Linked DNA regions of Homo sapiens: region 2 is linked to region 1. The links are chromatin contacts, found by Hi-C or POLR2A ChIA-PET in ENCODE. All regions are on one chromosome and are shown on one strand. Each heading gives the region's core, a stretch centred on a gene start or an enhancer-like site at or near the end of the contact. The rest is flanking DNA. Distances are from core to core; before and after follow the strand shown.

Region 1 (3,038 bases), core at 415-2,914:
GCTATAATTGGGTGACAATCAAGAGTTCGTTGGGAATATTGTTGGTTCATAATAGCAACAATATGCAGTTTGTAGGACAAGAGGCTTTAAGGGCAGAGATCTAAATGTATCTGTCAAACAGAGAAAGCCATGTGAAGTTTCTGTGTCTTCATGCCTCTGTATTGGATTCAGGCTGTAGCCACAATACTTATGCAAAAGCATTTCAGGGGAGACATTGCTAGGCAATCTTCACTTCCACTAGGTCAGAGTTTAATGCACATAATACTTCTTGCCTTCATGTGCATGTTGCTAACCCATATTCCTGACTGATATTCTTTCAGTATGTCCACAATGAATTAAAGTTAAGACCAGAGAGCAATATAAAGTGCTGAGCAAAACTCTTTTGAAATTCACAAACATTGTCCATCAGCAGAAACCATGTTTACATTTTTAAAATTCCTATTTTACCTTACGTGGACTGTAAGATGGAATCCAAAGATCCCTCAAACCAAAACTTAGTTTCAATGCATCTTTGTTGAGATAAAAAAAATTGTCCTACTCCAAAGATACTAAATACAGGTCTCATCAATAACCATAGCTTCCATTTTCTGTCAAAGTCAAATAAAATTTTCTACTATTTTTCAATTAGGAAAAGCAGCATTTCAGATAAAAAACTAGGCTTTTGTAACAAACTAGCAAAGTTGGAGTTCTTTTTATTGAAATTTATGTTTACATGGTTATTAAAAGGTTTGTGTTGGACTGCGGGACTCATCTTACTCTGGCTTCTGGGGAGTGAACTAGAAGGCAGAAAACGTGTTCTGTTTTCTTGCTTCTGCGATGTGTATACAGTTTTTTGTTTGTTTTTTTTTTCCTGAGAGCCACGTGGGACTGGTGAGGCTGAGAAGCAAAATTTGAATCAGAGCTTAGATTAAAAAACTGAAGCAATAATTTTCTCCATTTTCAGTTTTAGTTGTTTTATCTTTTGTGATAAATTGTAGGTGAGAAGTTTGGGAGAGGGGCCAGGATGCTACTTAGTTCATTCATAGCACTGCTTGGAACCTTTAGAACTAAGTCGGCCAGGTGTGGTGGCTCACGCCTGTAATCCCAGCACTATGGGAGGCCGAGGCGGGTGGATCACGAGGTCAGGTGATTGAGACCATCCTGGCCAACATGGTGAAACCCCGTCTCTACTAAAAATACAAAAATTATCTGCGCGTGGTGGTGCGTGCTTGTAGTCCCAGCTACTAGGGAGGCTGAGGAAGGAGAATCACCTGAACCCCGGAGGTGGAGGTTGCAGTGAGCTAAGGTGGCACCACTGCACCCCAGCCTAGCGACAGAGTGAGACTCCATCTCAAAAAAAAAAAAAAAGAAAAAAAAAACTAAACACATTTGAATACTAATCCCAGCTTTGTGATCCTCCTATTCCACCTAGAACTACAGTGTTATTCAATTTTTTTGCTTCTGTCATGAAGATAATTTGAAGCTAATCATCCACAATGGGAAATGAGCAAGTGGTTCCAAAAGCAGAAGTGGGTATGGGTACACATGGGAGTGTATAAAGCTCAAAGTCTCCTTATACACGGCATTGATTCAGAAAGGAACTGACACTGTTGATGAAATTTATCACACAAGATGGGACGTGAACAAATCCTTCATCCTAAAAAGGCAGAAACTCAGAAGAGAATGACTAGGGAGAATGAGTCACTAGCAGCTGTTAAGAATCATAGTTAGATCTCTATTCCTGATTTAACTCTCTGCTTTATCTACCCCAGAGGCCAGTCGTTCTCAAACTTCAGCTGCATTCAGATCACTTCAAGGGCTTGTTAAAACAGGATTGCTGATCTACACACCCAGAATTTCTGATTCAGTACATGTGGGTGGGGCAAGAGAATTTTTAGCTCTAACAAGTTCCCAGGTGATGCTGGTCGGGGATACCACACCATAAGACCCACTGCTTTAGGCAATACCGGTTTCAGAATTGAGCCACAGAGGCCATGACTGGTTTATTTACCTGGAAAACCAGCCCAACATTTTTTTTTAATAGCAGAAAAAGCATACAAATTTATTTAATGTGTATACATAAGAAGAATTACAGAGTAATTACCCCCAGCCTGACATTTCCTTAAAATAGGTGCTTGTATGTTCACCTAAAAGGGGCACTGCTAAAAGAGAGGATGAGGGGTCAGAGGAACACATTTTATCCAAAAAGGGATGCCCCCCCAATCCCATCCGCCACATTCAGCTGAGAACCAGACCAGCGTCTTAGCTATTAGTTCATTGCATGGGTTTTGGTGCCAGACTAGACTTAGATTTGAGATCCAAGTCTACTACCTAAGGTGATAAACTTAAGTCAGTCACTTACTTTTCTAAACTGCAGTACTGGAAGGATAACACAATTGATCTCAGAGGACTGTTGTGAAGTTTAAAGAAGATAATGTTTAGGAAGCTTTAACACAATAGCTCATGTATAGTAAGGCCTCAATAAATGCTAACTATATGTATTATTTAATTATATAACTAGCATTACCATATTATTATTATATAGCCAATATGTGTAATGTTTTGACACTGTCAATAAATTTTGAGGTGTTTATCCCATTTTCAGATATTGGAAACTAAGGCACAGAAGGGTTAAGTACCTTGCCCAAGGGCATCCTAGGGAGCGCTCTGAAGTTATGCCTTGTGATGCCACAATTATCATCATTCTAATCACAGGCCTCTAAGTGTGATCTGATCCAGACCTTCCACCCAGCCCTCCCAAGAACCTGGCCACACTCGTCAGGATTAAAGGAGGAGGTATTATTTCTTCAAGCCCTCCTGGAGTCTCTCTTGGCCTTTTTTGGCTCACATACTGCTGTACGTAGTTTGTGTCTGAAATGGAAAATTTCTGTAACACAATACCCAGCTCTGATCCCCACAGACTCTCAAATAATCTTTCTCTTTTTTTTCTTTTGGTTTGGGTTAAAATATGACTTCATGTGCAAAAAAGAAGCCTCATTTCCCAGCACTCTCAGCAGATTCATAAACATTGCAGACTCAAAGCCCTCTGGTTCCTAAGA
Region 2 (3,160 bases), core at 312-2,811, 42 kb after region 1:
CCCATAAAAAGAAATAAAATTTTGATACATGTAACACCATGAATGAACCTTGAAAATATTATGCTAAGTGAAAGGAGACAGACACAAGAGATCACATAACATATAATTACATTTATATGAAATGTGTGGAATAGTCAAGTCTATAGAGACAGAACATACATTAGTGGTTGCTGGGGACTGGGAGGAGGGAAGAGTAAGGAGTGACTGCTCATGGATATGGGTGTTTTGTTTTGTTTTGTTTTGTTTTGGAATGATGACAATGTTCTGGAATAAGATAGCAGTGATGGTTGCACAACTTTGTGAATGTAATCACAAATATCATCAAATTCTAGACTTTATAAAGGGTGGATATTATAGTATATGAATTCTATCTCAATTTTTAGAATGTAAAACAATAAATTAACCAGGATAGAAAGATTTAAGTAACTTGCTAAAAATTGATTTGTGTTACTTGTGATGATTATGCATCTAACATCAAAACTTTGGCTCCTAGTTCAGGCTTTCTCCAGTCTATCAAGCTACTGCACAGAAAACTGCAGAGTGCCACCAGCTATCTCTATGGCTCCATGGAGCACTGTGCTTACATACAAGAAACCTCTCTTGTACCAAAGTGTAAACACAGTGGTGGCTGCATTCTGCCTCCAGAGGATCTGGCCTACAGAGTGAAGAATAAAGGGGAGACAGAGCAAGGGGAGAGCACTTTCCAAGAGCTTCCTCATTTTCTCTGTGTTGTCCTAGACACCACCCACTAGCCTTGTATCTCAGGTCTTGGTTGAGAAACCAAAATAACTAATGACACTCCTATGATGCCTTGGCAGCATTCCCTGATAACTTAGAATATTTATTTCCTGTTTTCCCAACTCTCATTTATTTCCATGCTAGCATAGAGCAAGATGACGTGTAACCTCTTGTGAAATGCTTGATATTTGTCCCTTAGAAGAGACATTAGTACTATACATTTAGCAAATAGTAAAATAACAACACTCATAGCTTGTTCTTGTGAGTAATATGTGAAAGTTTTCTAAACTGTATTTTAGTTTTAACTTACATTCGTTACAGCAGAGTGAGGCAAGCATCATGCATTCTCTCTCTTTTAAAGAAAAAGCACTAAAACTTCCATTTTTTCACTTCTAGTTTATGATCCTCTCTTCTTCCTTACCATGAGAATCAATAAGGGTGGGTGGTGTGAACACATGTTTTTTGTCCTGTCAGGAAAAGTTAAAGGTTATGGTCCTGCTCCCAAATGATAGATAATTAATCATCTTTAAAATGGCAACCTGTCACTGGAAAAGGAAAAGCAGAAATATAAAATAAAGCAGATATATGATATCAGGTAGCAACAAGGATGTCACAGATTTAATGAGTATAGGGGATGTTGTACAAAAAGTTTTATACTAATCTCTAGAAACAAAAGAAAAAGCAGAAATGATCTATATGTTCATAGTCTATATGGCCATCTCTCTAATTTTGAAATCAGCAGTCATTCCTTGGTTGGCATCTGCTACTTGGGAGCAGAGGATGGAAGAACACAGCAAACAAAAGTTTCATCGTTAAGCTGTGAAGCAGAGGGAACAGGCAGCTAGCCAAAACTTATGTGGTTCTTCAAATTTCTGATGGGGATCAGAGTGCCTCTCCCTCACTGACAAATATGGAATGGAATGTAAGGTTGCTACTAACAGGGTTCTCTGCAATCCTGAGATTGGTTCTGTTCTAGCCAAAGCTCTTGGATTCCTGTAAACTCCAGTCCAGTTGAAACTTCCCGGGAGAATGTGCCCCCACCACCCCGTGCAGAACTCCTGGACATCTTAGTGACAGCCCCACCCCCACCACTAGTCTTCCCAGAATTCGAGCTGTGAGAACACATCAATTCCTGACTCAGGCATTTGAGTCAATTTTCAGTGAACTCAGGATAGTAGAATGGAACACCATCTCACCCACCAGCAATCCCTGGCTAGCACATGAGTGGGAGGAAATCATGGGCTTTGAAATCAAACAAACTCAGGTTCTTACATTCACTAATTACACTCAGAAACTGTGTATTCTTTGTAGAATTTGAAAGTGTTAACCTCATTGAGCGTTACTTCCCTCAGCTATAAAAAATGGATATAACAATTTTTTTCTCTGATGTTGCTTTAAAACAAAGTGAGATAAAGAATGAAAATTTCCAATTTACAAATATTTCTTAACAAAGCGTAGATTTGTTCCTTTCTATTCCAAAGCTAATGACTTCAGGTGAAATGGTATCTTGAGAGTGGGGGGCATTCTGAGGAATCAGTCTCAGACCAAATTCATGTAATCAGTTGAAAACGTCCTGTTTGATTAGTCCCTTTAAACTCTTTATGTGCCTTTCCTGTCCTCTAATTCAGTTTCTAAACTTTTGTTCAGTATCACATCCCTAAAGAAGCCTTTTTAGACATTTTTTCTGATCGTCCTCTCCTCCATGAGATTTAATGCCACAGAGACACCATTATGTTGTTTGTGAACTGTATATAGGTATATCTGTGCTTTATACATTAAAATAGTAAGAAAATGTTAAACCCCCCAAGAACCAATTTTCACCCTTTGGTGGACAATATTGTTCCTATTGAGAACACATGGTCTATAAACAAACAAAAAGTTAGAAGAATCTTTGAAGAGATAATCTTTTAAAGCCTGTGAAAGAAGACATTATTGAATTCTTCTGAAGAACAGAGTCTTCCCTTCATCATCTCTTAACTATTAGAGGTAGAAAACTTTGGCGAAGTTTTAACAATTTCTTGATTTCCTATGTTTAGCCAATGATGTTCAGGTCAACCTGTTAGAAATAAAGAAAGAAGCCTCAGATGCAAAAAAGTAAATGATGATGCTAGGCCCCAACCTACTGATGTATTGTTTTCTACGCAGAGTATAAGATATACTATCTGCAGCATAAGTACAGTAATAATGGAGCTAAACCTCAAAAAATTAGTCCCACATCACTTGACTAATAGGTTTCTACTTTACTCCATGTGGATGTCCAGATTTTGCCCAATTAAACTTTCATTTCTTATTTAAAATTACAGCTAATACTTACCATTGAAATTTTGGGGGGAAAACTTTGCTAAACTGCAGTGTTTATTTGACTTTTTAAATAACTGTGATGCTGAACAGTAAGAATTAATTTGCACACAGGGCTTCTAAA

Evidence for each region. A loop is a pair of places that touch in the nucleus more often than their neighbours do. ChIA-PET counts read pairs that join two places held with the same protein, here RNA polymerase II (POLR2A). Pooled maps may share reads with other maps.
Region 2: a loop to region 1 is called in a map of mammary epithelial cell, with 5 times the contacts of the local background. The contact joins two enhancer-like sites. A Hi-C loop is called at or near these places in 10 of 168 maps with a recorded cell type or tissue (CD4-positive, alpha-beta T cell, CD8-positive, alpha-beta T cell, MCF 10A and 6 more), 1 of 37 single-sample maps with no recorded cell type and 7 of 50 pooled maps. POLR2A ChIA-PET finds 5 or more read pairs at or near these places in 6 of 52 experiments (AG04449, AG04450, BJ and 3 more).

The regions. Positions count from the first base shown.
Region 1 is chr3:111,759,852-111,762,889 of GRCh38, forward strand. It overlaps a transcript of PHLDB2 not described here. Among named protein-coding and RNA genes, the nearest start is that of PLCXD2-AS1, 84 kb to the left of the region's middle. Within about 2 kb of position 1,665, at least 7 of the 41 ENCODE cell types and tissues checked have a DNase peak (open chromatin) inside an H3K27ac peak, as active enhancers do; they include PC-3, PC-9 and mammary epithelial cell, where a contact is called at or near this core.
Region 2 is chr3:111,801,655-111,804,814 of GRCh38, forward strand. It overlaps LOC105374040 (a long non-coding RNA gene), which reads right to left. Exons shown (of 4, transcript XR_924333.4): 4 at 1-2,794. It also overlaps a transcript of PHLDB2 not described here. Among named protein-coding and RNA genes, the nearest start is that of PHLDB2, 56 kb to the right of the region's middle. Within about 2 kb of position 1,562, at least 22 of the 41 ENCODE cell types and tissues checked have a DNase peak (open chromatin) inside an H3K27ac peak, as active enhancers do; they include PC-3, PC-9 and mammary epithelial cell, where a contact is called at or near this core.